Regions from separate parts of the Homo sapiens genome. Here region 2 is linked to region 1. The links are chromatin loops, found by intact Hi-C in ENCODE. Cell type or tissue: PC-9. All regions are shown on one strand. Links, peaks and the distances in the headings refer to the core of each region. The heading gives the core; the rest is flanking DNA. Region 1 holds the start of MUC22 (mucin 22). Region 2 has its middle 51 kb from the start of C6orf15.

What was found. Hi-C counts contacts between places; a loop is a spot of excess contacts. Peaks named below come from ENCODE experiments on the same cell type or tissue, not always from the same donor. Only the 100,000 strongest peaks of a DNase experiment are listed, where the experiment ranks them.
Region 2: a loop joins it to region 1, with 2.7 times the contacts of the local background. A loop is called at or near these places in 4 of 110 quality-filtered maps.

The regions. Positions count from the first base shown.
Region 1 is chr6:30,999,101-31,015,579 of GRCh38, forward strand. MUC22 (mucin 22) reads left to right here and starts at 11,374. Exons shown (of 4, transcript NM_001395414.1): 1 at 11,374-11,676. The coding sequence starts at 11,607. In PC-9, for the core only: no CTCF peak of the experiment used is centred there; DNase peaks (open chromatin) are centred at 5,441, 6,401 and 8,791; H3K27ac peaks cover 3,849 bases.
Region 2 is chr6:31,053,512-31,069,990 of GRCh38, forward strand. It overlaps the pseudogene HCG22. Among named protein-coding and RNA genes, the nearest start is that of C6orf15, 51 kb to the right of the region's middle. RefSeq lists an enhancer at 30-530. In PC-9, for the core only: a CTCF peak has its summit at 4,973 (motif pointing right); DNase peaks (open chromatin) are centred at 4,860 and 6,840; H3K27ac peaks cover 3,854 bases.

The sequences.
Region 1 (16,479 bases), core at 4,644-12,643:
GACTGATTTTTATATACTATGCTATAATATAATAAAATACTCATTGGGCATGTTACAGAACGGACACTGTGTGCAGGAATCTTTTGGTTGGCCCCAAATGGAACTTCCTGGATATGTGGTACCAATTTATGGCCTTGGTTACCCCCTGCATGTTTAGGAAGATGTTCTTTGGATTATACACGGGCACAGACTGAATAGTTCACACACTACAAAGCCTATCAATCTCCCTCATTTGAAATCCCACTGGTTCTGATCTGTTTTTTATTGGTATGATTGTTTGGCCTCCATTTGTCTTCCTCATCCGGTTATTGAAGATATTATCTGGCATATAGAAACTCTATAAAGCCTGTAATCCCTGCACTTTGGGAGGCCAAGGCAGGTGGATCAGTTGAGGTCGGGAGTTCGAGATCAGCCTGGCCAACACGGTGTAACCCCATCTCCACAAAAAATAACAAAATTAGCTGGGCGTGGTGGCGCATGCCTGTAATCCCAGTTACTTGGGAGGCTGAGGCAGGAAAATTGCTTGAACCTGGGAGGTGGAGGTTACAGTGAGCCAAGACCGTGCTACTGCACTCCTGCCCAGGTGATAGAGCGAGACTCTGACTCAAAAAATTAAAAAAACAAACTCTACAAAAAATAAAAAAAAAGAAAACTTTAAATGATAGCTGCATGGGAATCTCTCTTTTAAACATGGAAGTCACTGTCATGAGAAAGTCTGTCCTCCCAAATTACCAGGCTTTACATATACTCACGCTGCACAACGGGGCACTTGTGCAATTGGAAAAACTGCTGTGTTTATATTCCTGATGAATCAGTTAATATCGCTAAATTAATGACTGATATAAAAGCCCACATAACCAAGCTCTCAGACCCCTACTTTGAATAATTGGCTTCACAGCTGGTTTGGGTCCTGGGGCACCTGGTGGCATAAGCTGCTTCTTGGTTTAGGTGCTGTACTCGTACGTTCCTTACTGTCTTGTTTGAGCCTTTACTGCTGCTGTGTTATCTGCCTCCAGTGGAGCCAACGCACTGCTGCTAAAGCTATGCACTATCAAGGGTCCTCCCTTTAGGCCCAGGGACTATCATGGAAGAGATGAGCACGTGAAATTGTCAGGGCCAGTTTTGAGAGGTGGAGTGTAGGAATACAGCCTGTTGCACGGCAACAGGGACGCCATTTTGAAGCAAAGCTGCCATTGAGAGGTGACAGGGTGCTGGAAGTCCGCACAGCCCTTGCTCGCTCTCAGCGCCTCCTCTGCCTGGGCTCCCACTTTGGCGGCACTTGAGGAGCCCTTCAGCCCACCGCTGCACTGTGGAAGCCCCTTTCTGGGCTGGCCAAGGCCGGAGCCCACTCCCTCAGCTTGCAGGGAGGTGTGGAGGGAGAGGTGCGGAGGGAGAGGTGCGAGCGGGAACCGGGGCTGCACGCGGCGCTTGCGGGCCAGCTGGAGTTCCGGGTGGGCGTGGGCTTGGCTGGCCCTGCCGGTCCTGGGCAATGAAGGGCTTAGCACCCGGGCCAGCAGCTGCGGACGGTGTACTGGGTCCCCCAGCAGTGCCAGCCCGCCGGCGCTGCACTCGATTTCTCACCAGGCCTTAGCTGCCTTCCCGCGGGGCAGGGCTTGGGACCTGCAGCCCGCCATGCCTGAGCCTCCCACCCCCTCCATGGGCTCCTATGCGGCCCGAGCCTCCCCGACGAGTGCCACCCCCTGCTCCAGGGCGCCCAGTCCCATCGACCACCCAAGGGCTGAGGAGTGCAAGCGCACGGCGCAGGACTGGCAGGCAGCTCCACCTGCAGCCCCGGTGCGGGATCCACTGGGTGAAGCCAGCTGGGCTCCTGAGTCTGGTGGGGATGTGGAGAACCTTTATGTCTAGCTCAGGGATTGTAAATACACCAATCCGCACTCTGTATCTAGCTCAAGGTTTGTAAACACACCAATCAGCACCCTGAGTCTAGCTCAGGGTTCGTGAGTTCACCAATCGACACTCTGTATCTAGCTGCTCTGGTGGGGCCTTGAAGAACCTTCGTGTCCACACTCTGTATCTAGCTAATCTGGTGGGGACGTGGAGAACCTTTGTGTCTAGCTCAGGGATTGTAAACGCACCAATCAGCACCCTGTCAAAACAGACCACTCGGCTCTACCAATCAGCAGGATGTGGGTGGGGCCAGATAAGAGAATAAAAGCAGGCTGCCCCAGCCAGCAGTGGTAACCCGTTCTGGTCCTTTTCCTGACTGTGGAAGCTTTGTTCTTTTGCTCTTTGCAATAAATCTTGCTACTGCTCACTCTTTGGGTCCATGCTGCTTTTGTGAGCTGTAACACTCATCGTGAAGATCTGCAGCTTCATTCCTGAGCCAGCGAGACCACAAACCCACCAGAAGGAAGAAACTGTGAACACATGCGAACATCGGAAAGAACAAGCTCCAGACGCGCCACCTTAAGTGCTGTAACAGTAACCGCGAGGGTCTGCGGCTTCATTCTTGAAGTCAGTGAGACCAAGAAGCCACCAATTCTGGACACATCATGATGACCAGTGGTCCACTTTTGCATAGCAAAGTGCACTGCAGCACAGTCTTCAAACAATGCCTGCTGCATAAATAACCCTTCACAAACATGCTTCTTTAACCTCCGGAGTGGTTATGGGTTTTGGCAAGAAAGTCTGAGATGTGACCAGCTGCATATATTTTACCCTAAGACCTTGCTATAGAAAGGATGTTTTCTGGAGTGTCCATCGTCTTGCAGCTCTCCCAGACGTGGCTTCTGTTGCTTAGTCCTTGTTCAAAATTTCTTTTGGAGAAACTGGATTTGTTAGCCACTTATTTCATTCAGCCTTTGTTCCATAAAAGGGTCATACATGTAAAGTGGCTCCCAAACGCTGAAGGAGCCGAGAAACCAAAAACAAGGCAGATAGATCCAGTTTGTCAGTAAATGGTGATTTGCTGGGGAATTTACAGACAGAAGTGTAGTCTTGGGTGGCAGCAAGTCAGGTAGATCTCCACACCTGTTACCCCCAGACCCAGGGCTTACCCCGGAAAGGGTGTATACTTCCTGTAGAGACAATTAAAAGCAACCTTTCAGAACAGGCAGGAATGCTATGTGCGTCGTAGCCTGTAATTTATGCCATAATATCAAGGTTGCTTTGATCTAAAGGCAGGGGCTGGATGTGGTGGCTAATGCCTGTAATCCCAGAGCTTTGGGAGGGAGAGGAGGGAGGATTGCTTGGGGGCAGGAGTTTGAGACCAGTCTGGGAAACAAAACAACACCTCATCTCTACAAAAAAGAAAACCAAAATTAGTTGGGAGTGGTAGCATGTGCCTGTGGTCCCAGCTACTTGGGAGGCTGAGGCAGGAGGATCACTACAGCCCAGGAGTTAGAGGCTGCAGTGGGCTGAGATTGCACCACTGAACTCCAGCCTAGGTGACAGAGCAAGACCCTGTCTCTAAAAACAAAACAACAAACAAAAAACGAAGACAGGATTTACAGTAAGTACATGTCCTTACCAAGAACAGTAAATAAAGTAGGAATGAGGCCCATGTGACTCATGGGACCTGGGTTAATCAGAAGTCAACATGGCAGATTAGCATCCAAGATGGAGTCACTTTGTCTCCACAGCCTCTCAGCTCCCTCAGTCTTTGGGGGAAGGTTTGCATGCCCCTGCTCACTGAGGAACAGAGAGGCCACGCTGAGCCATATGCAGGCAATCATCATCATCTGCTCACTTAAAGGGATCCAGAAACCAGAAGGGAAAGACAAGTTGAACACCCTGAAAAGGTGCCTCCCACTGATAGGAACTGTGGAAACCCTTATGTGGAAAAGCATGAAAAGAAATAAGATCAGGCAAGGGTGTCCAGCTAGATCATTTTTTAAAAAAATAGTAAAACATGTATTTTCAAATTTTAATAGACAAATTGAAAGAGGCTGGCCATTATAGAGAATTATGCTAGTAATCCGGAAGAGCAAGCGCGAAAAATAACTCAAACAGACACAATTATACAGGAATAAAAATCACCCGGCAAATATAATACATTTGGAGGATAGATCCAGGAAGACTAACGTGCAAGTAATAAGGCTCAAAACAGAGAAAAAGAGACGAAATGGAAGAGAAGAATTAGAAGGGAAAAAAGAAGAGCTGGAATAGAGAAAAAAGATTTGAGTCTGTCTATGAAAAGCTTCACCAAGTACAACTCTGTAAATATACTAAAAAACACTGGTTTATTTATTTATTTATTTTAGACGGAGTCTTGCTCTGTCGCCCAGGCTGGAGTGCAGTGGCGTGATCTCAGCTCACTGCAACCTCCACCTTCCAGGTTCAAGTGATTCTCCTGCTTCAGCCTCCCGAGTAGCTGGGATTACAGGTGCGTGCCACCACACCCAGCTAATTTGTGTGTGTGTGTGTATTTTTAGTAGAGATGGGGTTTCACAATGTTGGCCAGGCTGGTCTCGAACTCCTGACCTCAGGTGATCCACCCACCTTGGACTCCCAAAGTGCTGGGATTACAGGCATGAGCCACTGCACCCGGCCTAAAACCACTGGTTTATATACTTTATTTTATTCTTATTATTTTTTTAAATTTGAGATGGAATCTCACTCTGTCACCGAGGCTGGAGTGCAGTGGCGCAATCTCGGCTCACTGCAACCTCTGCTTCCTAGGTTTAAGAGATTCTCCTCCCTCAGCCTCCCAAGTAGCTGGGATTATAGGCGAGTGCCACCATGCCTGGCTAATTTTTGTATTTTTAGTAGAGATGGGGTTTCACCACTGTTGACCAGGCTAGTCTTGAACTCCTAACCTCAGGTGATCCACCCATCTCAGCCTCCCAAAGTGCTGGGATTAGAGGCATGACCCACCTTGCCCAGCCAGGTTTATATACTTTAAACAGGTGAACTATATGGTATGTAAATTATAGCTCAATACAGCTCTTAAATTTTTACCAGGCACATTATGTAAATAAAAATTTTTATTTCCTGGCCGGACATGGTGGCTCACACCTGTGATCCCAGCATTCTGGGAGGCTGAGGCAGGCAGATCACTTGAGGCCAGGAGTTTGAGACCAGCCTGGCCAACATGGCAAAACCCTGTCTCTACTAAAAATACAAAAATTAGCCATGCGCGGTGGTGCGCGCCTGTAGTCCCAGCTACTTGGAAGGCTGAGGCAGGAGAATCACTTGAACCTGGGAGGTGGACGTTGCAGTGAGCTGAGATCATGTCACTGCACTCTAGCCTGGGTGACAGAGTGAGACTCTGTCTCAAATTTTAAAAAATTATTTCCAAAAATAAACAACAAATGACTCAAATGAATGGGCATTTTGAGCTAGAGGAAGGAGAAAAGGGGGGAGTCCCTGGTGAGCAATTTACCTTGTGATTGATTCACATAGTTGTGCTGTGAGTATCTCATTACTCCCAGCAACTGGGGTGTGCAGGTAGAGTTTGGAAGCATCATTACCCAGCTTTCGTCATGGAATACACCTACTCCTGTAATGTGACAAAGCCCCAGCCCACCAAGCATGCGTGACCCAAGCAAAAGTCCAGGAAGTGGACAGGGTTAAAGGGCTGCCCATCTAGACCTGTGCCTTTGCACTGTGGATTTAGCACAATGATCTTCACGTGGCATCTGTGCCCCCACATCTTGGGCGTACATAAAGACTTCCTGAAGAGTATTATGCAGGCGTGGGTTGTTTGATGGGAACCATTTTCCAGATCTTCAACTTCCGTATGTGCTTGTGGCCTAGAACTGATCTGTCTGAGGGCACCTCTGTGGTCAGGGCTACACTTTTCTGACTCTTCTTTGATGAACATCCAACATTTCCTCTGTAGCTCCCATATTATTATTACCACATTTCCGCAGGGTGTAGAACATTTCAGGGTGTCAAATAAAGCCTTTTAGTGAAGGGATACCTCAAAAACCACCTCTAATTTAGGGATCATATACCCAGAGTAGGACTTCCTGTTTTCTCCTGCCTCATATAAATTCCTGTGAAGGGCTACGTGGAGTGTAAGGAACTGGTAATTTTGGCATGTGTTAAGGTGTTATTTACGCAGATACACTGTAGAATGAAGTAACAGGAGTAATAAAAACTTCTTTTTTTCCTTTCTTTTTTTTTTAACAATCTCTTCTCTTCCATCCACTCTTTAAAAATGCATCCCTCTTGAGGGAGTATCTCATGAGATTGGAGCAAGAGCAGAATCAGCAGAAAGAATAGAGGAGGCAGTGGCTTATTTAACCAAGGAGAAAAATCCCATGGCAGCCAACCCACCTTATCTGTCTGTCTGCCTATTTTAGAATATTCAAGATTTGTCAACAACTTGCTGGGACAAAGCAATGTGCTATGAAGCACACTTCCCTGAATTGTACACCATTTTCTGTAAGGGGAAAGAGCTTCCTGTTCACTAGTTTCTTGGTTTAGGTAACAATTGTGTATTTGGCATGATTTCAAGGAGAAAGATGTTGTAAGCTCCAACTGATTAATGTTACACCTTAAGATAAAAGACACTTAGAGAGGCCATACGGCATGTCAGCTAAGAGCACAGATTGTGGAGCTCGAATTTCTGGTTTCAAATCCAATTTCATTGTGACTTTCCACAAATTCCTTAATTCTTCTGGGTCTCAGTTTCCATATTTGTAAACATGAGAGTGAAAATAGTACCCACTTCATGGGGTTATTGTGAAGGCTTAGAATAGTCCTGCATTTCGTAAGCGCTCTGTAAGTTGTGTTATTTTTAAAATGTTAGGTAAGTGGGCCAAGCGAGGTGGCTCATGCCTGTAATTTCAGCACTTTGGGAGGCGGAGGCGGGTGGATCACCTGAGGTCAGGCTTTTGAGACTAGCCTGACCAACATGGTGAAACCCCATCTCTACTAAAAATACAAAAACTAGCTGGCGTGGTGGCAGGCACCTGTAGTCCCAGCTACGTGGGAAGCTGAGGCAAGAGAATAGCTTGAACCTGGGAAGTGGAGGTTGCAGTGAGCCGAGATTGCACCACTGCACTCCAGCCTGGTCGACAGAGCGAGACTCCGTCTCAAAAAAATGAAAAATAAAAAATGTTAGGTAAGTTAATGATTCATATTTTCTTGAAAATATGGAAAGACGTATCATAAGAGAAGCATTTTTGCTTAATTCACCAAAAAGTTACTGGGGGCTATAAATTGAACACAGAGTCTTACAAGGCACAGGAAATTTTTTAGACGTTTATAAACATATCTTTTGATGCAGAGGAGTATGACAGGGTGATCAATAAAAGCTTTTCAAGCAAAAAATTATTACAGACCATATGACATCCCAGAAAAGACAAAACTATAAAGGCAGTCAAGAGTCAATGGTTGCCAGGGGTTACGAGGGTGGGGTGATGAATAGGTGGAGCACAGAGGATTCTTAGGGCGTGAAACTACTGTATATGATACTACAATGGTGGATGCCTGTCATTGTACATTTGTCAAAACCCATAGAATATACAAGAGTAAACCCTGACGTCAACGAGGTGGGGAGGTTGTGCTTGCGTAGGGGCAGGGAGTCTATGGGACCTCTGTACTTACCACTTAATTTTGCTGTGAACCCAAAACTGCTCTAAGAGATAAGGTTTATTAATTAGACATACTGTGATATATGTATAGCAGTAGAATATTTATGTTACTGGTATTTAATATGATATATGGAGAGAGACCAGTAGAATAATATGGGGAAAGTAAAATGGAACTATAAGTTCGTAGAGCAGGAGGAACCATTTAAAAACCTAGACTATTGAGGAAGAGCTTGCTTATATGTTATTCAAAAGGATAATGGAAGCTAGGTGCAGTGGCTCACGTCTGTAATCCCAGCACTTGGGGAGGCTGAGGCGGGAGGATTGCTTGAGCCCAAGAGTTCAACACCAGCCTGAGCAATATAGTGAGACCCCCCACATCTCTTAAAGTAAAATAAAATTTAAAAAAAGGATAATGATGAGTATTGAGATGCTGCTAGTGTTTAGAGTCTACTGGAAACATTTTAAAGAGTAGTAAAAACTTTTATTATTTCAATGTCTACATTTACAATATGGTAGAAATTACATTCTTTGCAATAATTAAATGTATGATAAAAAATTTAGATTAAACATAGACAGAGGAGGGAAAACAGCTTTTCAAAATTGTTTTTGAACGTATACACAACAGAAAATTTGAAGATGGGCACTCAAGCACATAGGACATTTCTACACAAATGGTGGCTCCAGATAGCTGAAGAAGCTTAAGCAGCTGTAGGAGAGATCTCCAAATCCAGGGACAGTGGCTGCCATCAGAGTGGTCCGTTTGTGGGAAAATGGGTCACAGACATAGACCATATCAGGCTATATTTCACAGAAAATCTTCTTCTTTTTGTTACTTTCTGATGAACTATATGCTATATGGAAGGTACCATTGAGACTCCTTGTGATGAAAATAACTCTACTTGAATTGGGGGTAAACTAAAATTAGAAGGGAAAGCAGACCCCTTGTCCAGCCAGGTTGAAGAAAATCTAAGCCGGTACAGGGTGAGGTTGAGAGAGATGGCAGCGAGAATCTGGAACACAGGCCTTTCCTAAATCAAACTTTCAGCACAGGTCATTCAAGGGCGAATTTCAAATCTATGCTATGTTTATAAATTGTGTACTCTACGTAATTGCCGGGTCCCTGGAATTCCCTACTCTGTGCGAAACTAATCTCTTACTCTCTAAAACAAACCCAAGTCCTAAGCCCACAACCCCTGTTTGCTCTTTCCTTCCTAGTCATCAGAACCCTCATGACTCAGACTCTCCAAGGAGGCATTTAAAAAAATGTTCTCGGACCAGTCAGCTCCACTCGAGCAACCTGCTCTTAACTCATTAATTTTCCCGACATGTCCCTTATGATGACTCGTCCATCTGTTTTTCAAATTCCACATAGCTGGGCCTCTGTAGCTTTGTGGTTTTATATTCCGCATACTTTCTAACAGTGACAGCTCCAGAATTTCTATGTCAGATGAAGTTGGGAACAGGCAGTCTGGTTGGAGGAAGATATTCAGGGGCCAGACTCAAAGTCCTGTTTGGACATGACAACCTCCTTTTATAATGGCGAAGAGCACAGGCTCTGCAGCTGGACTGATAGTTTAATTCCTGACTCCATCACTTACTAACTTTGTGAGTTTGGCCAAATTACTTGACTTCTCCATGGTTTAGTTTCCTTATTTGTAAAATGAAGACAATGGTAGTACTGTGTCTCAGAGTCGTTGGATGCCAATGCAGGATCCCAGTGACCAGATGGAACGAGAGGGAGCTCAGGAGAGACCAGCTTGAAGGGCCGAAGTCTTGTTCCCACATTGCCAGTAGGAGGCATAAATTCCCCCTCAGAGGACGTGCAGGAAAGAAGTGGAGGGGAGAGCCCTTGAAATGGGGGGAAAACAGTCCTGAGAGGGGCATTAAATTTCATATGGCCAAGTATTTACCCAAAAGAGACCTGAAACATTGTTTTCTTTTTCTTTCTTTTTTTTTTTTTTGAGACGGAGTCTCACTCTGTCACCCGGGCTGGAGTGCAGTGGTGCGATCTTGGCTCACTACAACCTCTGCCTCCCGGGTTCAAGCAATTCTCCTGCCTCAGCCTCCCAAGTAGCTGGGATTACAGGCACCCGCCACTACGCCCAGCTAATTTATTTTTATTTTTATTTTTATTAGAGATGGGGTTTCACCATGTTGATCAGGCTGGTCTCAAACTCCTAACCCGCCCACCTTGGCTTCCCAAAGTGTTGGGATTACAGGCGTGAGCCACCAAAATTTTTTTCTTTCTTATTGTTTTTAATTCTCCCCCCAAGCTTACTGAGGTAAAATAGACAAAAATTATATGTTTTCAGCGTGTACAATGTGTTGATTTGATGAGTATACATTGTGAAATAATTACCACTATCAAACTAATGAACACATCACCAACACATATTTACCATTTCTTTTCTGTGTGTGTTAGCAAATTTCAGATAGACAATACAATATTGTTAATTATAGTCTCCATGTGATTAAAGTTCCAGAACTCATTCTTCTTATAACTGAAAGTTTGTACCCTTGACTGTTGTTTTTAATCTTTAAATTGAGGCTTAAAATATATGCAGTAAAATGTGCAGAGTGGACACATAAGTGCTCAAGTCGTTGAATTTTATTTAATTCTTTAATGTATTTATTTTAAAGAAATAGAGACAGGGTCTTGCTATGTTGCCTAGACTGCTCTTGAACTCCTGGGCTCACACAATCCTCCCACCTCAGCCTCTCAAGGTGTTGGGATTACAGGCATGAGCCACCGCACCCGGCCAATTGTTGAATCTTAACACATGCATACACTCACCTACCCGCTTTCCAGATCAAGATGTGCCACATTCTTATCACCCCAGAAGCCTCCCCTGCCTCCTCCCCATCAGTGCCACCCTAGAGGTAGCCAGTATTTTGACTTTAATCATCATCAGTTGATTTTTCCATGTACTTGACTTTCATATAATTAGAACCATACAGTATGCCTTCCAAAAGAGACACTTTTAAAAGAAAATGAAATTTCATCACCAATATTTGGCAAGCTTATACCCGTATCCTCATTTCCAACCCCAGGCTTCCCTGCCATTGGTGGGAAAGAGAGTCTGGAAACTGAGTTGGGTGAGTTATAGCAAGCCAAACTACATTTTTCCTTGCATATCTGAATTACACGGGGTAAATTTCAATCAACTGCTAGTTGTGAGCCTAGAAATAGGGACGCAGGTGAGTCAGGGTCCCTGACCTATGCTTAAGAGCCATTGCCAAAGATTGACTCAGGGAAATGGGTAGTTCCGTGCCCCATCCTCTTCCCTACTCACTTCCGCTTGATACTAGAAGTGAGACTCACTCAGTGTCCACTTTCCCCACCCTTGGAGAGCTCACAGGGAGTGGAGTGTATCACTCACGTAGCCATGTGCTGCTCTGCAGCTGGGAAGGAGCACTCTGGAGAAAGCCGGGCGTGTGTCCTGATGCTCTTATCACCCTCCAAATCCCCAGCTTCCCCTAGATAGACTGCTATTGACCTTTACCATCCATTTGTTTCCTTTTCTTCTCTTCTTCCTTCTTTCTTCTACAAAGGCCTCCTGCTTTGAAAATGAGGCATACCCAGGGAAAACAGGTTTCAGGTCAGCTCTGGTTCAAAGGGTGGGTCCCTTCCACTCCGACAAGTTTGATCCCCTCATTCTGCCTCCCTCCCTGCCCCTCCTCATGTGTGCGCCCTCTGGTCTTGCCGACTCTGCTCTCTCCTCCGCCTTGATTCCTGTAGGGTACATCTCTCCAAACGGCCCTGCAGAAAGCACAGCGCAGAAATGCCCCTCCCTGGGGAGGGAGGACCCAAAGTTCTGGCCTCCCCTACTCAGTATCAGCTATAAATGCCACAGACACGTTTGCGAGGAAAAAAGAAGAAAAATAAGAAGCCAAACTGTGGAGCAATTTGGGGGCTCCCCCCAACCATGCCATCTGCCTACAAGGCTTACCCTGGCACTGGCTGGCCTTTGGGTCTTTTTGTGCAACTTTATTTTCTATCAAGGCCCAGGGGGTTTGCCCCTTGTCTCTCTGCCTCTTTGACCTATCCTTCCTTTGGAACCCAGGCATCTAAATGACAACTTCTATGTGCATCATTTAGAGATGAGAAGAGGAAATATCTCTCCTGCTTTCTGGTTCCTGTGGCTGCTTCTCTTTGGACTTCTGGGACCCAGTAAGTGACTTAGCAGTTAAGGAGGGAGAGGGGCATGGAGGCCACATAAGCCCTGAAGGAGATGGGGAATCCCCTGCCCAGGCATGACTCTTCTTCCAGAAACAATGATGATTCATTTTTTTTTTTTTTTTTTTGCCCATTTCTGCAAAAGCCAGTACTGATCCCAATTCCACTGACCATGATTCTGATGCTGTCTTAGAAGCAAATCTGTATTAGTCTCCCCCAGCTGTGGTTGTGAGCACATGTGGTGGGGCGGTGGGGCGGTGCTGGGGAAATGGAGGGGGGTGAGATTTTACTTTCCTTTGTATCTTGGATAAAAGTTTTTTTTTTTAACCGGAAAACTCTAGTTCCAATAGCATTCTTAATTCCAAATTAAAACCAGGATCTCAGTCTAAAGTCAAGTAAAAATCCTTCAATCCTTCTTTGTTTTTTTTCCATAGGTTATTTGGGTACAGGTGATATTTGGTTATGTAAGTGCTTTATTGGTGAATTGTGAGACTTTGGTGCACCCGTCACCAAGCAGTGTACACCGCACCCACCCTATCTGTAGTCTTTTATCTCTCGTGCCTCCCCCGTCCTTCCTCCCTAGTGCCCAAAGTCCACTGTATCATTCTCATGCGTTTGAGTCCTCACAGCTTAGCTCCCACCTATCAGTGAGAACATACGATGTTTGGTTTTCCATTCCTGAGTAACTTCACTTAGAATAATAGTCTACAGTCTCATCCAGGTCACTGCAAATGCCATTAATTCATTCCTTTTTATGGCTGAGTAGTATTCCATCGTATATATATGCCAGTTTCTTTATCCACCGTTGATTGATGGGCATTTGGGTTCCATGACTTTGCAATTGTGAATTGTGCTGCTATAAACATGTGTGTGCAAGTGTCTTTTTTGTATAATGACTTCTTTTCCTCTGGGTAGATACCCAGTAGTGGGATTACTGGATCAAATGGTAGATCTACTTTTAGTTCTTTAAGAAATCTCCACACTGTTTTCCATAGTGATTGTACTAGTTTACATTCCCACTAGCAGTGTAGAAGTGTTCCCTGATCACTGCATCTACGCCAACATCTACTGTTTTTTGATTTTTTGCTTCAACCCTTCTTCGGATGCTGCCTGATTCCAAATCCATGTATAATCCCCTGAGAACTTCCCTGGTAGAAACAAACCGGAGTTCGGCCACTGAGGGGTTGGCTCTGACATTGGATCAGCAATGGCTGTGAAAGGAAACAGCCCAGGGGAGAAGTGAATTGGGCTCCGTGTGACTCCAATGGGCTGTCTGAGATAGTACTGTTCACTCCAGTCTTTGATTTCTTACATCAACATATCTTCCCTAATTATGAGACACCAGGTTAATTGGCTCATCCATTCCATTGCCTTTACTGTAGGATGGCTCGTCAAGAAGTGGGAGGTGCGGTTGAAAGAGAAGGTATAGGTTGGATGATGTGGAGGATTTGGAGTGCTTCCCCCTTCTTCCTCAGTATGCATCTGTTTCCTGCACCCCACTCTGGATTCGCTCCCTCGCCCGCTTCAGCACTTCCCTCGGCGTTCTTTTTCTTCTCTTTCCCCTTGCCTTCACCCTGAATGCTTCAACTGTTCTCTACCTACCCATGCCTTCCAGATCTGCCCGTCGCCTGTCCTAATCCTGAACTCCAGTCCTATCTGTCTGATTTTAAACAAGAGTCCCCTTACCTCAGAAGAAACTGTCATTCATGTAGTCATTCAACAAACATTTATAGAGCTCCTCCTCTGGGCCAGGCACTGCTGCGTGCTAGGCCATGGTGAGGAATGGAGTGGGAAATGCCATGGTCTTGACCCCCATGGAACACTTGGTCTACTGTAAAACATAGACTTAAATAATATTTCCTAACAAAAGGGAGCAAGTGTGCAAGGGCTGAAAGGCCCCTCCTCTTTTCCTACCACTAGATCTATAAAGTAACCAACAGTGTCTCCTGTAGCCCCATTACAGTGGATTAGCAAGGACCAACTCCTCCATCTGAATGCTGGGCGCCGTCTCACCCTCCTGCCGTCTCAGGGGCTTTGCTCAGTGCATTTCTCCTTCCCCTCCCATCTCACTTTACCTTTCTTGGGTCCTTTCCATCAGCATCCAAACAAGCTCAGTTCTGTATGCACAAGTATCATCCAAGGAGACGATTAAAAACTTGGGTTTCCAGGCCCTGACACCCCACCAAGCAAGATCTTGATTCAGTAAGCTTGGTGGGATGGCGTGGGTTCTTCAGACAGTGTGATCCCAGAGGTCCCTGGACCAAACACTGAATGATGTCCATCCTAACGTCCCCGCATCACTCCTCAGCCACCACCTCTCCCTCCACTCTCCTCCTCACCCCCATTCTTTTTTTTTTTTTTGGAGATGGAGTGTGGCTCTGTCGCCCAGGCTAGAGTGCAGTGCTGCAATCTCGGCTCACTGCAACCTCTGCCTCCCAGGTTCAAGCGATTCTCCTGCCTCAGCCTCCTGAGTAGCTGGGACTACAGGCGCACACCGCCACGCCCAGCTAATTTTTTGTATTTTAGTAGAGACGGGGTTTCATTGTGTTGCCCAGGCTGGACTCGAACTCCTGAGCTCAGACAATCTACCCACCTTGGCCTCCCAAAGTGCTGGGATTACGGGTGTGAGCTACCGGGCCTGGCCCCTCACCCCCATTCTTGAAGGACTTCCCCACACTTGCTATGTCACTTCTCACCTCCCACTCACTTGTTTATTTTATTTTATTGTATTAGGTAATGGATGTAAGCAGTTCTGAAAAAGAAATACTTGTAGTCCTACAAGGCTTCTCATAAAACTTCAGCCCCTGATTCCCTTGCCCCAATTGCTTCTTATTCTGAGTCCTGCTTCCCAGGGTTCCTGTTGGCATTTACGTTCATACTGCATTTATCTATTTATTTAGAGACAAGATCTCACTCTGTCACCCAGGCGGGAATGCAGAGACACCATCATAGCTCACTGCAGCCTGGTACTCCCGGGCTCAAGGGATCCTCTCACCTCAGCTTTCCAAAGCACTGGGATTACAGGCGTGAGCCATTGCACCCGGCCATAAATTCTCTTACTACCATTACTTCTTTGTTGGTTGAGGTTTTTTGGGTTTTTTTTCCTGCTTTGGGCATGATTTATTGTCTTCCTTCTAATGAAAAGAAAGATTTAGGTTAGACCACTCCCCCTACACACTTACTGTCTCACATTCCCGCTCACAATTCTCCCCAAATGACTGTATCAAATTTTTGGTGTTAAACTAGCATTTAGTGTTTACATTATGATAACTATAAATTTTACCTCTAGTAACATTTATAACTGGGTCATATAATTGCATTGTGATGACATTATAATAAGTATAAATGACCTCTAGTAACATTTATAACTGGGTCATATAATTGCATTGTGATGACCATCCGTTCTTGTAATTTTTGTTTTTCTAGATATTAATAATAGCCTCATTTTTAAAATGTCCATAGTTTTCTTCATATATGTAATTAATTCATCCCAAAACCTCCACCAGAAGTATCCCTGTCTTTTCCAAACACATGAGGCAATCTATCAGTTTCACTTTTTTCCCTTGAGCAATCCCATTTGGAAGCCTCTGTCCAACCAGAGCAATCCCATTTAGAAGCCTCTGTCCAACCAGTACTGGTTGCTTGCTAGATCTCTTGTCCTGCAATCTGTATTCAGCAACATTCTGGAAATTCCCTTTTTTCCCTTGTAAATTCTTATCTTTTTTCTGGCTTTATTTTTCCATCTTGGAGCATCACTTTCTCTAGAAGCTTCCTGAGAGAGAGAGTTTATGGTGGGAAATTATTTTAAAACCTTATGCACTGTTAGGGTAATGCTAAGCTGCTGTAACAAGGAGATCCCGAAAGTGGCTTTGAAAAACAAGTTTATTTTTCTCCCTTGTACCAGTCCTAAGGTAAGTATTATAGGATGGTGGGAGCTCTGCTCCATGCAGTCATTCAGGGATCCTGGGTGAATATGGTTCTTCCGTCTTCAACATATGGTTTCCAGTGTCATCATCATTTCAGCCCAAGGAGAGGGAAGAAAAACAGTATTTTGTATTATTTTATGATACAGTCAGTCAAAGTGCAGCCACAAGAGGAGAGGCTTACAGGCCCTAGAGACAGGAGGCATGGCACTGCCATGCGGGACCACCTGAGAAAGACATCAAGGTAGTCAGGAGGCAGAAGACAGGAGTGAAGGAAAGATTTATGTCTTTCCTTTTATTGGGTTTCTGTGGGAAAGGCAAGGAAAGGCAGGGTGAACAGTTTAGGATTGGCTGGTTTGAATAATTCCTGTGTTCTTTGAGCTATATGGCTGATTACCACCTAGTTGCCTAGTACTTGACTTTGGAATGACTAAGGCAGATAAATATTGTTTCCTGGAGTATATGGGCCAGATAGAGGAGCTATGGCTCTGGAATGGTTAGTCTGCATATCAGCTCATGCTCCTGGCTGGACCCTTTGCTACTTTTAAGAATTGGCTAGCCCTGGAAGGTCCTGTCTCTCCCTAGCTAGAAAAGTTTGTTAAGATGTCAAAACATGATAATATACAGAAATTAAAAATATATATACAAGCAGAAATCAAGGAATAGGTATTTACTCTTAAAGAAATGAAGTGGAAATTAATATGTATTCCTTCCCTTCAGGGGCCTCTGACTAGGGCTTAGACATGTAGCCCTACCTAGCTACAAGAGAGGTTGACAAATGTAACTTAGCCATGTGCCCAGGAAGAAGAGAAAAATGGGCCCAGCTGTCCATAGACCTTATACATCTGAAAATGTCTTATTCCACCCTCACATT
Region 2 (16,479 bases), core at 991-8,990, 51 kb after region 1:
CTCCCCAGCCATGTGGAACTGTAAGTCCAATTAAACTTCTTTTTCTTCCCAGTCTTGGGTATGTCTTTATCAGCAGCGTGAAAACAGACTAATACATGCAGTAATTGAGAAAGCTCACTGGGGTGAGGGCACTCGAGCAGGGGGAGCAAGGAGAGAGATCCGTGGGCTGGAGAGAAGCCAAGGAAGAGGATTTGGGTGGATGATTGAGCAAAGAGTGAGGTTTTAAGAGACAGAGAGATTGGGTGTTTTAGCCCCCTCATGAGTGTTCCTCTCCTTCTGTTGGAGGACCTTCTCTTGGTCCTTACCAAATGTCCTCTACCCTCTGACACCCAGCTCTCCTCCTGCCAAGCATCATCCCCCAGGCAGGCCTGGCCTATGCCCTCCTTGGTCATCCTGACTTTACTGTGGCCACCTGTGGGAAGGAAGGCCGAGGCCCTCCCTGAGCACTGAAACACCGGGTGGAGGATGGTTTTCAACTAGGCTCCACATCAGAAAGCAGTGCACTCACGCTGACAGGCTTGATCCCCTGTGGCTGCTCGACTCTGGGCTCTGGTCCAAAGCTGAGAGCCCCCCTTCCCCTCATGACAGCCTCTTCTGCCCTGCCCGGCCACTCCTTTGAGTGACAGGGGGTAATTGAGAAGCTGCTCCTCCCTCCAGGAAGGAAGACCCGGAGCTCTGGCTTCCCTCGGCAAAGCACATATAAACCCACAGCCACTGCGGGTGGAAGGAGAAGGGCAGGGTGGAAAAAGTTTGAGAGAAGGAGGGAGGAAAAGGTGTCCTGGCTAGCACCATGTGGATTCTCTTGAGATGAGAAGAAAATGCCCCGCTACGTCCCCCTTCTGCTGCTCCTGCTTCTCCTGAGGTGTTCAGAACGGGGTGGAGGAGTTAATTTTGGTGAGAAGGATGCAAAAGTCCCCGGGACCTGGAGAGATGGAGTCAGGGTCCCTGGAGAAGGAGCCTCTTGGGACTCAGACAGGGCCAGTCCCGAGCGAAGGTACGGAATAGGTGAGTGAACCTTGGGAACTCCGGACCCTGTTATCTACCCTCAATCACCTGCCACAGGGAAGCAGGGACCCCAGCGTCTTTCTCATATCCCCTTTTAAGGAAATGCTCTGCTTTTGATTTTGTGCATTTTATTTAAGTTTCTTTGTTTCAACTTTCCTGGAGAAATGAAAAATTTGGCACTCCTCTAATCCCAGCGCTTTGGGAGGATGAGAAGGAGTGGGATCCCTTGAGCCCAGGAGTTTGAGACAAGCCTGGGCGACATAGTGAGACACCATCTCTACAAAAACCAAAAAAATCAGCCAGGCGTGGTAGCCCATGCCTGTAGTCTAATCTACTCGGGAGGCTGAGGTGGGAGGATCACTTGAGGCCAGGAGGCCAAGGCTGCATTGAGCCATGATTGTGCTACTGAACTCTAGCCTGAATCACAGAACAAGACCCTGTGTCAAAAGAGAGAAAGAAAAAGAGAAAGAAAAGAAAGAAACGGTCAGGTGCAGTGGCTCATGCCTGTAATCTTAGCACTTTGGGAGGCTGAGGCGGGTGGGTCATCTGAGGTCAGGTGTTTGAGACCAGCCTGGCCAGCATGGTGAAACCCAGTCTCTAGTAAAAATACAAAAATTAGCTGGGTCTGGTGGCGCACGCCTGTAATCCCAAATACTTGAGAAGCTGAGGCAGGAGAATCGCTTGAACCTGGGAGGTGGAGGTTGCAGTGAGTGGAGATCGCGCTATTGCATTCCAGCCTGGATGACAGAGGGAGACTCCGTCTCAAAGAAAAAAAAAAAAAAGAGAGAGAGAGAGGGAAAGGAAGGAAGGAAGGAAGGAAGGAAGACTTGAACCCTATTAGAAAAATGTGGAGCGTCAGCAGTAGGGAGGGATGACTAGATTTGGGCAGAGTACCAAAAGTTCAAAATTTATGCCATGTAAGCTACATGTATTCCTAAGAATAAGAATACTCCCAAGTCCTGACGGCTGCCTGGGGCAGTGAGGGCTGGAGACGAAGAGGACTCATCTCTTCTTTGTACTTATACCTGACTCAGTGTTGCCCTCAGTCCAACTAGATCACACCCACACCCCTCATGACTCCTCCCCTAAGCCTGCCCCCATACCACCTTGAATCTTCCCTGCCTCCAAGCCTACCACGTTAGCCCCAGATCTGACCCAGAAGCTGTCTCATGCTTTTTTTTTCCTTTTTTGAGATGGAGCACCTGGCCAGCTGTCTCATTTTAAATCATATACCAAGCATGACCTGAGTGTAATCTCTAACATGAATCACAGCTTCTGCCTCATTGGTTTGCCAGAACCGCAGGCACAAATGGATGAGAGGAGACACCTATGAACATGGAGCCAGAATACCCCAATTGCTGAAACACCAGTTCAGAGAGGAGTGAGCTTGAGAAAGAGTCAGGTTTAGTGTCCCACGGAAAGAGACCAGACCTGGAAAAGACAGAGTCAAAGCTGGGTGAGCAGGCCTTCGAAGGGCGTGGCTCAGCAAAGATAATCCATATTGTAGTGCAAGAGGATTCTTGTGGAATATGTTTTACCAGAATTAAACCAAAAATGCCAAATGATCCCTAACTGGAATAAATCTCACCACATTACCTGGGGAGAGGTGTCATTTGGATGTGAGGATAGTTATGAAAATACTGAGCAGAGCAGATGAGGATAGGCCATCAACAATTCACATTAAATGAGATTACTTTTTAGTAGGACTAAGCCAAAGCATTTCCACTAAGCACCCAGAGACCAGCCCTAAAGACTCAAGAATAAGAGAAAATGATGTAACTGCAGATGGAAGGACCACTGAGGACCACATCACTGCAGACCCAGGGACCACCGAGGACTCTGTCACTGCAGACCCAGGGACCACTGAGGACAATGTGACTGTGGACCCAGGGACCACCGAGGGCTCTGTCACTGCAGACCCAGCGACCACCAAGGACTATGTGTCTGCAGACCCAGGGACCACCAAGGATTCTGTCACTGCAGACCCAGGGACCACTCACTGAGAACTTTGTCACTGCAGACCCAGGGACCACCAAGGACTCCATCACTGCAGACCCAAGGACCACAGAGGACTCCGTCACTGCAGACCCAGGGACCACCAAACACTCCATCACTGTAGACCCAGGGACCACTGAGGACTCTGTCACTGCAGACCCAGGGACCACCAAACACTCCATCACTGCAGACCCAGGGACCACCGAGGACTCCGTCACTGCAGACCCAGGGACCACAGAAGATGAAACCACTAAACATGGTGACACTCACCTTCTGTGAACTACTTCAGTCACAGCAGTGAAACCCACCAGGCTCCTGACACCCATGGGAATTATCCTCATATCCCTGGCTGCAACCACAGTCACTGTTGTGCTCTTTGTTGGATTGGGCTTCATTGTGGTGAGTATTTGGTCTGGGAATATTCAGGGCATCAGGGGAACGAGGCCAACTGAGGATAAGCGGTGGGCATGGAGAGCTGAGGTACAGAGGCCCAAGAAATCGTCAGGCGTGAGGAAGCCTACATAGAGAGAGCTCTGCAAAGACTCCTGGAAAGACAGAGGTGGAGAGAAAGGAAAAGAGCACCTGGCACAAAAGATGCAGAAAGCATTGGGGACAGAGGAAGCTGTGAGAGACAGGAAGGAGAGAAAGGGAAGAGAGGCTGAGAGTGAGAAACATAAGAACACAAACATGGTAAGACACAGCGGGAGTCAGGGCAAAGCATGAACCGTTAGGTACAGATGGATGTAAAAGAGGAAATTTTCCTAAGAAGACAAGGAACTGGGGACCAGAGGAGTGGATGAATTAGAAACATTCTGGGTGGTCCACTCATATCAGAAATTACATATTCTTGTGTTAATTACTACCTACTCTGAAGTTCTGAAGAAGATTTTTTTAAAACCAAAATTGAGTGGGTTTTTATGAGCCACCACTACCCTGCACCAAAGAGACAGTTTGTACCAGCTCTCAAAGAGGAGCTCTGGGTATTTTTCTGTCTCTGAGGGTCCCTGTTGTTTCTACAAGAGGAGACAAAAGAATTCCATGCCAGCCCTGCATGTTTCATCTCACCAAACTCCCAGCTGGAATCATCCCAAAAGCAGCAGCAGGGAAATTCCCACAGGGAGTGGCCCAAACCCTCCAGAGATGGGGCCAATTGGGATTCCAAAGAAAGAAGCCCAGATGTCAGGGTGATCAATTCAAAGCATTTATTAGGGGAACTTACAGAGGACTGCAGCAATCCTCCCTGCCGACAGGGAGGGAAAAGGGATGTTCTGCCTAAGCATGTCTGTAGCAAGGGGGTCAGGGTATGGAGTTTATATGAGGGTTTAGGGAATTTGACTCAGGGCTGGAGCCAGTTTCTTTCAACGTTTTGGGCAACAACCTAGATACCTTTATTAGTGCCTGGGAGTGTTCAAGGCCCTGGTTTGCGTTCAAGCCTGCTGGGGAAAACCTGCAGCTGGCTGGGTCACAGAACGGTCAAGGCAATCTGTGATTTTTGGTCAGTCTGATCAGAAAGAAAAGGAGGTGATCTGGGGGACCCCACATTGTGGCTTCCTCTCGCTAACATTTGATCTAAAACCCAAGCCTCCTGCTTCTGGCCTGCTGCTTGAGGGGGAAGGGCTGGTCCTTTTTGGCCATCCTGACCTACGGATTAAGTGCATGTCGAAATTTTAACAAGTGGCGGCTTGCAGGATTAGCCAACTCGGGCAGGTCATTAAAGCCTCGTTAATTCTTGCGGTCATTGATGCCATTGTGCACTGACCCCTGCTCCAAGATGCAAATCCACAGCTTTGGATCAGTTTGTAAGTGTGAGTAAAGCCGAAAGTAATGCATGATACAGATGAGGTGTTCACATTTAATTCTGCTAAAATGACACCATGAAACTAGAGCATTCTGAAGGATGCTGACAAGAGGAAAATGGAATGAAAGCGTCCATATGTACCTGACTCATGCATGAGTCATGTTCAGTATTCACCAGTAGAGGGAGGACCTTCTGGACTTCGCTGTTACCATAAACAATTGGATTTCTGATCATGTGGATCACCATGAAAAGTTGGACACTCTTGCTCTAGAACAAAAGATGCTTTCCTTCCTCCAAACCAGGCATTGGCCCAGAGAGGTCACTAGCATTAGCACCTTCTTAATTTCATGTAGAGACTAAAAACAAGAGATGGCTCAAAAGGCTCAGGGTGTGGGAAGTAAGAGGAAAGTCTATGCTCCCAAACTTGCTAAATTTTTGACTTTTAAACCTTTAACTCGAAAAGTTTTAAAAATAAGAACTATATTACCATTCCTCCCAAGTTTCATTTGTCAAAATGCTTTTTTCTTTAAACTTTAATGGTTTAAGTTTTTTTTAAGTTGTTTTAAAAAAAACAAAAAAGGTTTAAGTTTTTTTTGGCAGGGTGCGGTGGCTCACGCCTGTAATCCCAGCACTTTGGGAGGCCGAGGTGGGTGGATCACGAGGTCAGGACTTTAAGGCCAGCCTGGCCAATATGGTGAAACCCCATCTCTACTAAAACTACAAAAAAGTTAGCCAGCCATAGTGGTGGGCACCTGTAATCCCAGCTACTTGAGAGACTGAGGCAGAGAATTGCTTGAACCCGGGAGGCAGAGGTTGCAGTGAGCTGAGATCGTGCCATTGCACTCCAGCGTGGGCAACAGAGCGAGACTCCATCTAAAAAAAAAAAAAAACAAAAGGCTTTTTTTTCCCCCTAAATGTCGTCCACATTTTTGGCAAGTATTGATCTCTAGTAGTCAGTGTCAGGATCTGAAGAAAACAGTGACATCTAGCAGACTCCCAGAGCCAGGGAAACAGGCTGGGCAGAAGTGATAAATTACAAACCACCAGGGTTAAGAGAAGAACAGAGTGTTAAAACCAAACCATTTTCTTCCTCCCTAGAAAGAGTGTTTCCTGCCTCCATTAAATCCATCCACCAGGGTTATTTATCATCCCCATGTCATGGACTACAGTACACCATAAAGAGGACCCCAGCAGTGACTACAGTTGGTTCTAGAAAAAGGAGACCCCTCATCCGCCTCTGCAAGACTATACAGCATGATGTGTATCCTCAGGCCTCCACTCCTCCGCCCTAGTCTGGAGCCCTGGGACCACCACATGAGGAAGGCAGCTGGCCCCTGGAATAAGCATGTGGAGGACACTCAGAAGGATGCCCATCTGCTCTGAGTGTCTCCTAATTCTGCCTGACCTTGGTTACTTCCTCTGGACAATCGCCTTTACCTATCTACCAGGTTTTGAGGAATTACACACAGCTCAGGTATAAGAGATATTCGGTAAGTCTGATCAAATCAATAAAGCAAATTTTATCTGTTTTTGTCTGGGACATATCTCTACATTCATTCATTTAACCAAAAAAAAAAAAAATGTTTTTTTTGAGACGAAGTTTTGCTCTTTTGCCCCGGCTGGAGTGAAGTGGCGCGATCTCAGCTCACTGCAACCTCTGCCCCCCAGGTTCAAGTGATTCTCCTGCCTCAGCCTCCCTAGTAGCTGGGATTACAGGCGCATGCCACCACGCCTGGCTAATTTTTGTATTTATAGTAGAGACAAGGGTTTCACCATGTTGGCCAGGCTGGTCCCGAACTCTTGACCTCAGGTGATCCACCCGCCTTGGCCTCCCAAAGTGCTAGGATTACAGGCATGAGCCACCGCACCTGGCCTTAACAAAATATTTATTCAGTGCCTAGCATGAGCTCAACACTCTACGTCTCCCAGTCTGTCTATCTCAGTCTACCTGTAAGCTGAAGGATACAACTTATCTCTTAAGAGGACTATGCCCGCGTTCTCCTACCACCCAGGCCAAAGGGTCACATTTACAGGATGTAGTCAACTGGTCATTCAGCAAGTATGTATGAGCACCTGTGTGGGACTGGCCACCGTAGCAAATAAATGAGTCTCATCTTAGTCAATCGCGGTGTGAAATGAGGACACGAAGTCCAGACCTAACCTCTAAGAGAAAAGCCCTGCCTGATAGAAGAAGAGATTTGTCCTTACTTAATGCAAATGCACCATATTCATGCACCTATGAATGATGGCTAAGACCACAGACAAGGCCGGGGCATTGGATATAACAGCTCTGTGAGGAGCTCAGGACAAAAACCAAAGAATCAAAGATATGTGAAGACAGTTGATTATTGTTTGCTCACTACTGATGCCACTATGAGCAGCATCACCACCAGTGTTAAATAATGGAATTGTAGTATTATGATACAGAGTCGGAAACACGGAATAATAAATTAAAATACTAAAGTGAAAAAATTGGATTGATTAAATAAATATTAAACCAATATTTCTCAGACTTATGTGATAAACACCTTTAAAGGAAAAGATACATATATATTTTTGAGACAGAGTCTCATTCTGTTGCCCAGGTTGGAGTCCAGTGGTGCGATCTTGGCTCACTGCAACCTCCACTTCCTGGGTTCAAGCGATTCTCCTTCCTCAGCCTCCGAGTAGCTGGGATTACAGGCGTGCACCACCATGCCTGGCTAATTTTTGTATTTTTAGTAGAGATGGAGTTTCACCATGTTGCCCAGGCTGGTCTTGAACTCCTGACCTCAGGTGATCCACCCGCCTTGGCCTCCCAAAGTGCTGGGATTACAGTGTGGGCCACCGTGCCTGGCTGGAAAAGAGATTTTTTGAGAACTCGCCATGTTGGCTTAAACGTAAATATATATGAAACAGAAAATGAAGTATAAACTCCTTATGCTTATAGCTCTACTGTTCCAATAACGTTAGAAGTAACAGCAGTAGTTTAATGTAATGCATGATATTTCTTTACTGAAGAATTCTTCGCTCCAACATTAATATTGTAGTGATTGCTACAGCCTAGTTTCTCAAATCTCATTTGCCACTTGATGTTTTCCTTCTTTCATGGATCGTCTCTGTACAAGCTCTCTCAAGACCTTCAGTCTCTCAGTCAGCTGCGGGATTATTGGGCCCTTAATGCAAATGCACCGTTTAAATTTTAAGACAGTTCTCGTTCTACTCTTGTTAGGCTGTGCAATTGTAAAGACTAATCATTTCTATTAGCTTTATGTTGGTTTTATATTGGTCATCAATAGAATCCAGGAAATGCTTATATTATGGGGATTTTCAAGATTATTACCTGAAGGAAAACGTGACAGAAACAGCTCTAGTCTCCCCTTCCCTTACACTTGGAGAACCTGAGTTTTGGGGGTGATGGTAATGTGCCCAGCTGAAGAAAACCATTTCCCAAATCCCCAATTTCCCGGTCCCCCTTGCAGCCAGTGCAGTGAGGAGATACAGCTCTGGCCAATGTGATAAAGGCATAAGTTCCTGGGGATGGTGTCCCTTCCAGATGAAAAGGCCAAAGCTCATGAGGAGAAAGCCCTTTGCCCCTTCCCCTTCGTTCCTCTTCCTACCTGGAATGCAGATATGAGACCTGGGGCTCAGCAATGCTGAGGTCAGGGGGAGACCCACAGCAGGGTGAAGGCTTCAAGCTGAGAGTGGAGCAGAGGGAAGAAATCACTTGGGTGCCCGATGGCAATACTGAGCCCTGGGCTGCTCCTCTCGGACATTTCGTATATGAGATGAGCAGTGTGCCGGAGCTCAGTGAGGTGAGCTTCTTGTGATTCCAGCTAAATGGGATCCTAAATGATATGACACATAAACATCATCTAGAACATGCAGACTTCTGCGAATATCTCCATGACACATTTGGGAAGACACAGTGCTCAGGATTTTAAGAATGTGGGAGCTACACATAGTGGGGAATGGGAGAATAATAAAATGATCTCCCTCTTCTGCCCCCATGGAGGCAGCAAGTGGCCAAGGGAGAATTTTGTGATTAGAGATACTTGCATGAATATCAGTTTATTGCAGGAAAAAAGAGTGACAGAAGAGTCTCTTGGTTAATATACAGGCAGGAAAAGTCCAATGTGTTTCTATAAAATCTTCCTCCTGAAGTTCAGGCTGGGGTTTGGGGCTGGGCATTTGTCAAAGGGTATTGGCAAGCACAAGGAATTCCAGAATCTGCCTTGGTCTTCAAGGGGGCAGAACTTTTGGTCTCGGTACAAGCTAGGTTTGTGCAATAAACAAAGGAATTGCTAGAGCTACAAATTCTAGCTGAGAAGTCTGTGTGCTTGAGTTTCTGCACCTCAAGGACAACTTAGAGCAATTGAAGAGACCATGAAATCTCTGTAAATGGCATAGAAACTTTAGCATGCAAAAGCATGCATGCAAAAACGCTAGCATATCAAAAGCTTTTCTTTTCTTTCAATCAAGTTAATTTCTGGCCAGGCAGGATGACACACCTGTAATCGCAGCACTTTGGCAGACCGAGGTAGGAAGATCACTTGAGCTCAGAAGATCTACACCAGCCTGGGCAACATGGTGAGACCTTGTCTCTACTAAAAATAAAAAAAAAATTAGCCGAGTGTGGTGGCACATGCCTGTAGGCTCAGATACTTGGGAGGCTAAGGCAAGAGGCTCGCTTGAGCCCAGGAGGTGGAGGCTGCAGTGAGCCATGACTGTGCCACTGTACTCCAGCCCGGGCGACAGAGCAAGATCCTGTCTCAAAAAAAAAAGAAAAAAAGAAAGAAAGAAAGAAAAAGGCTGGGCACAGTGGCTCACGCTTGTAATCCCAACACTTTGGGAGGCTGAGGCAGGAGGATTGCTTGAGGCCTGGAGTTCAAGACCAGCCTGGGCAACATAGTGAGACCTCGTCTCTACAAAAAAATTAAAAATTAGCTGGGTATGGTAGTGTATGCCTGTAGTCCCAGCTACTTGGGAGGCTGAGGTGAGAGGATTGCTTGAGCCCAGGAGGTCGAGGCAGCAGTGAGCTGTGATCATGTCACTGCCCTCCATCTTGGGCAACAGAGAGAGACCTTGTCTCGAAGAGAAAAATAAAAGAAAGAAAATGTTAATTTCTGCTCCTGTCAGATTAGAGGGAAATTCAATCTCAGTCTTTTTGCTGCTCTCCAAAGATCCCAGAGTTGTACATAGGATTGAAGCATAAGGAACATCCTTAAAGTCAGTAGCAACTGGCCTGTACTAATTATTCCCAGGATACGCATATCCCTTTGTGGCAGCAGTTCTGCCAGAGGCACAGGGGCTTTACCCAGTCAGTCTCCTTCAACTTGCCACGTAGCTTTCTCCAGAATAAGTCCACCCCCTCAGGGTGCTACCGTGAAGGAGAGTATGGTTTTGGCATTTGAGAGCCCAGAGAGATATACATGAAGATCTGGTCTCTGGAGAGTATTGAAGGTAGAAAAGACAAGGAGAAGATGCTGCAGAACACCCATAAGGGAAGAAAAAAAAAATGAAGCCTCAATGAATAAGGGAAATACCTTTCTAACCACTCCTGGGACCTGAACTACAAGATTTGGTAGTTGACTCTCAAACCATAATATACTCATACTCAGATGACACTTATAAGTTGTCGCACATATCTGTGCATTCCATGCCTTTGGTAAATGCATACAGTTAATCATACAGCTAATCCTCCTTTTCTCTTTATGAAGTCCAGTGTTTAAAGGACCTCTTCAGGTGTCATCAAGGAGTCATACCAGGTCCAGCTGAACCCAACTTGCACAAGTCCAGATTGAGGACACCAGGCAAGTAAGCACACCCCTCTAGATTGTGCCTGAACAGGATTTATGCCTTTTGGGGAGTGTCACCTCTCATTAAAACGTCTGCGAATGCACACTCTGGTCCAGTCCCCTGTCTTTCTAAACAAGAATGTTTGGTGAAGCAACAGTGATTCAACACTCTCCCTTAGCGAGGTATTGTTTGACACCTTAGAAAACACGTAGTTATTTTTCAGATCTATTCAGGACCTTTCTTGTGATTCATCTAAAACAAACCCCTCTCTTCAGTCTCTACAGATTACCATATTTATTTTCTTTATGGAGCTGACGACAATCTGAACTTATGCTTATTTACGTGTTAACTTATTTGTTTTATGTCTGTCTCCTTCCACTAGAATGTCAGTTCCTTGAGAATAGGGGTTTTGAGGACAATATATGAGATAGATTAGATATTTAATAATCATATGCTTCATTGAGCCTCTGATGCACATCTTCCCCATTGGATCGTAATCTAAAATTGAGATGTCGGATGGGCGTAGTGGCTCACACCTGTAAACCCAGCACTTTGGGAGGCTGAGGCAGGTGGATCACTTGACGTCAGGAGTTGGAGACCAGCCTGGCCAACATAGTGAAACCCCGTCTCTACTAAAAATACAAAAATTAGCTGGGCGCTGGTGGCACACACCTGTAGTCCCAGCTACTCAGGAGGCTGAGGCAAGAGAATCACTTGAACCTGGGAGGTGGAGGTTGCAGTGAGCCGAGATTGCACCACTGCACTCCAGCCTGGGTGACAGAGTGAGATGCTGTCTTAAAAAAATAATAATAAAAATAAAATGGAGATGTCCACTGGCTGCAGTGGTTCAGGCCTGTAATCCCAGGACTTTTGGAGGACAAGGTGGGAGGATTGCCCAGAGCTAGGAGTTAGAGACCTGCCTGGGCAACATCGCAAGACACTGCCTAAAAAAAAAAACCAAGAAACGTTTAAAAATGGAAAAGTGTCTTACACTTGATAGCACATCATGAACCAGTCAGTAGCACTCTTTCTTCCTTAGTGGGGCATAAGTAATGCTGCATCTTGCATTCAACGTCATCTTAGATGGGATGAAATACACATTTTGGAATAAACGAATAAATGTATGCTTTCTTTTGGTGCTATTTCTTCTGTTTTGGTCTTATTTGTAAACACAAGGAAATTAGGATTCCTTTTTTTTTTTTTTTGAGACAGAGTCTCACTCTGTCACCCAGGCTGGATTGCAATGGTGTGGTCTCAGCTCACTGCAACCTCCGCCTCCCAGGCTCAAGCAATTCTCCTGCCTCAGCCTCCTGAGTAGCTGGGACTATAGGCGCGTGCCACCACACCCGGCTAATTTTTGTATTTTTAGTAGAGACAGGGTTTCACTATGATGGCCAGGCTGATCTCGAACTCCTGACCTTGTGATCCACCCACCTTGGCCTCCCAGAGTGCTGGGATTACAGGTATGAGCCACTGCACCTGGCCTAGGATTCCTTTAGTAACTGTCTAGTATGGTGCTGGGAATTCTTTTGGGAACAGAGGCAGCCAACCAACAGAAGTGAATGACATAGTTCTTACCCTCAAGGACAAGAAAACCAGCAATTACAGTGCAACATGCTAAGTGCTACAATAAAGGAATGCTTTCGGGCAGAGTCCAGAGAAGGGATCTCATTCAGCCTGTGCAGATCCTGGAAAGCTTCCCAAGGGATAGGGTAACTGACCGGAGACTTGTGACATATTTGTGGGGCACTTTGAGCTGCTGTCACATATGTGGATTCTTTTGATCTTCACATCACCTCTGTGAGGTAGGAGAACCATCCTGTCTTAGAAATGCAAAGACTGAAGTTCAGAGAAGTTAAATAAATTGTCCCCAAACCTCCTTAACGGTAAGTGGCAGGGAGGGGTGGGGGGTGAGGGAGTTAAACTCAGGTTTCCTGGCTCCAGGATTACTCACTTTTTATCTCATTTGGACTGAATCTCAAGTGATGAACTGTTCTGCACTGTCTCTACAAAAATCACTCACAGGTATGAACACTTTTATCCTTCAGTCTTCTCTTCTTTAGGCTTGCAATGGCAGGCTCTCGGATCTTTCCTCCAATCTGTATTGGGTTTTGAGCCAAGCAAGAAAAACCAGACACAGTCCCTATTCTTGAGGAGCCCCCAGTCTGAAAACAAGTCGTGGATACACAGAAAAAACATTCTTGTGTGTGTGATGGATGGTAGGGAACGTGTCATCAATTGTGACATTTATGGCATTTATTTGCCTTTACTAGTGAGTTCTGCTTTTTAAGATGTTTGCGACTTCTCAGGCCTCACCCTCAAAAGAATTTGAAAATTGAACACAAGCAGAGATGTTTTGTTTTCAACTCAGGACCTCACCCAGAGTTTTTTAGGCAGCAACCCTGAACCAAGTTGGCCTCGAGGTATTCGTGAGTTTCCATACCCAGAAGACTTTTTCAGCTTCTACCTTCTACCCATGAAAGGAGGTGGCATGGATGTTTCCTTTTTCTTTTTCTTTTTTTTTTTTTTTAGTATTTATTGATCATTCTTGGGTGTTTCTCGGAGAGGGGGATTTGGCAGGGTCATAGGACAATAGTGGAGGGAAGGTCAGCAGATAAACAAGTGAACAAGGGTCTCTGGTTTTCCTAGGCAGAGGACCCCGCGGCCTTCCGCAGTGTTTGTGTCCCTGGGTACTTGAGATTAGGGAGTGGTGATGACTCTTAACGAGCATGCTGCCTTCAAGCATCTGTTTAACAAAGCACATGGTGCACCGCCCTTAATCCATTTAACCCTGAGTGGACACAGCACATGTTTCAGAGAGCACGGGGTTGGGGGTAAGGTTATAGATTAACAGCATCCCAAGGCAGAAGAATTTTTCTTAGTACAGAACAAAATGGAGTCTCCCCTGTCTACTTCCCTCTACACAGACACAGCAACAATCTGATTTCTCTATCTTTTCCCCACATTTCCCCCTTTCTATTCGACAAAACCGCCATCGTCATCATGGCCGGTTCTCAATGAGCTGTTGGGTTCACCTCCCAGACGGGGTGGCTGCCGGGCAGAGGGGCTCCTCACTTCCCAGTCGGGGCTGCCGGGCGGAGGTGCCCCTCACCTCCCGGACAGGGCGGCTGGCCGGGCGGGGGCTGCCCCCCCACCTCCCTCCCTGACGGGGCGGCTGCCGGGCGGAGATGCTCCTCACTTCCCAGACGGGGCGGCTGCCGGGCGGAGGGGCTCTTCACTTCTCAGACGGGGCGGCCGGGCAGAGACGCTCCTCACCTCCCAGACGGGGTCGCGGCTGGGCAGAGGCGCTCCTCACATCCCAGACGTGGCGGCGGGGCAGAGGCGCTCCCCACATCTCAGACGATGGGCGGCCCGGCAGAGATGCTCCTCACTTCCTAGATGGGATGGCGGCCGGGAAGAGGCGCTCCTCACTTCCCAGACTGGGCGGCCAGGCAGAGGGGCTCCTCACATCCCAGACAATGGGCGGCCAGGCAGAGACGCTCCTCACTTCCCAGACGGGGTGGCAGCCGGGCAGAGGCTGCAATCTCGGCACTTTGGGAGGCCAAGGCAGGCAGCTGGAAGGTGGAGGTTGTAGCCAGCCGAGATCACGCCACTGCACTCCAGCCTGGGCAACATTGAGCACTGAGTGATTGAGACTCCGTCTGCAATCCCAGCACCTCGGGAGGCCGAGGCTGGCAGATCACTCGCGGTTAGGAGCTGGAGACCAGCCCGGCCAACACAGCGAAACCCCGTCTCCACCAAAAAAATAGGAAAACCAATCAGGCGTGGCGGCGCGCGCCTGCAATCCTAGGCACTGGGCAGGCTGAGACAGGAGAATCAGGCAGGGAGGTTGCAGTGAGCTGAGATGGTGGCAGTACAGTCCAGCTTCGGCTCGGCATCAGAGGGAGACCGTGGAGAGAGAGGGAGAGGGAGAGGGAGAGGGAGACAGTGGGGAAAGGGAGAGGGAGACCGTGGGGAGAGGGAGGGGGAGAGGGAGACCGCGGGGAGAGGGAGAGGGAGAGGGAGGGGGAGAGGGAGACCGTGGGGAGAGGGAGAGGGAGGGGGAGAGGGAGACCGTGGGGAGAGGGAGAGGGAGAGGGAGGAGAGGGAGAGGGAGGGGAGGGAGAGGGAGGAGAGGGAGGAGAGGGAGAGGGAGGAGAGGGAGAGGGAGGAGAGGGAGAGGGGGAGGGGGAGGAGAGGGAGGGGGAGGGGGAGGGAGAGGGAGAGGGAGGAGACTGGATGTTTCCTTTGATCATCTATCACATCTTTGCAGAGGACATATAAGCCTGTGCATGGCTATGAGAACACAGTGGAGAGCCATGTAAATAGCTTTTGCCTTCAAGGTGCCTGGCAGAAGCGAATGAATATTGCTGTCATGTACATGCAAACGTTGTGAAATGCTTCAATGTTCCACATCTTCTTTGGAGACCTTTAAGAAATTCATGGAACTTTCAGCAGTGATATTTACCACCAACAATGTAATCAAATGGGGCAGCAAGCAAAATGAGCTACTACTAATGCACCATGGAGCAGAGGAATTTTCTCTTGCGCTAACACCACAACAGACCCATTCTTTCATTTGGATTAGTATTCACTACTTGTGCTTAGTTGCTTGCAGTGGATACCCAATTTGTGAAGTGAGCTGAGGTATAATGCAGTATTGTATACTGGAACACAGGGGCTGCAAAAGCAGAACTCACTAACAAAGTCAAATGCCATGAACGTCACAATTGATGAAAACTGGCCATTTGAAAAATCTAGATATGATAAAATTGTTAAATTGATGAGGATGAAGATTGGATTATAGTATATATTCAGCATGCAAAAACAGATAATCAGGGGAAATGCAGTGACAGTCAAAGCAACTATGGAAACAATATCCATGGCAACAAATGGCCTGGTCGGAAGAGAGGCCCAAAGACTGCCTGTGTCTTCCTGATGAAATGTCTGGTAGCCCCCTAGTGGCAATGACCGGGTAGTGGCCCTCTGCGAGATGGGCGCCTCTCTGGAGATTGAGCGCCACTTCTGAGGGCCTGGAGAAGTTGACTTGTTTTGCATCCCACGGGGTCACCCCCACCTCCCCCTTTCCTTGCACTCACTGACATGAGACACAACGTATGTCCACAAACAACTGCTGCTCCTCATTGCATCTAAAGCTCCGTTGCCGGAAAACATACCATTATTTCATGCAGCACTAAGAGGAAAACACAGCGGGTTAAACTATGACACGCCATTGATTGTAAGACGCATCCCTATTCAAGAGATGATAAATGGGAAAATAAATATATGTCTTACAACCTATAAAATATAAATGACTTTCGGCATTTATATTATATTACAGGGTGAGGTGGCTCACACCTGTAATCCCAGCACTTTGGGAGGCCGAGGCGAGTGGTTTGCTTGAGCTCAGGAGTTGGAGACCAGCTCGGATAACATAGCAAGACTCTGTATTTAAAAAATATATATATATATATGTATATATATACACACACACATATATATAAATGACTTTCAGTGATTCATTTAACATTTTCAGATACTTGTTCCCTCACAAACTAAACAACTAAACCATTAATTAATTAATTCACTCATTCTACTCACATTTATTAAGTGTGGATTATTGGACAAGCACACTGACGTCAACACTGAGGATACAGCAGTGAGCTGGTGTCCTGTCTTTAGGGGGCTTTTGTTACAGTGACTTGGTTTCTGATTATCTTTGTCACACTGAATCTGTGAGTCAGTGAGTCCGTGACCCTAAGTGAGTTTCAGAGTGAAAACAGACACCAGATAAGAAGCCAGAAAACCTGGGTTCTAGTCTAGTTCTTCCCCTTAATAGTTTATTTAATCTGTCTCAACCTTATTTTATCTACTTATAGTCTATCACGGTTAAATTGAGAAAT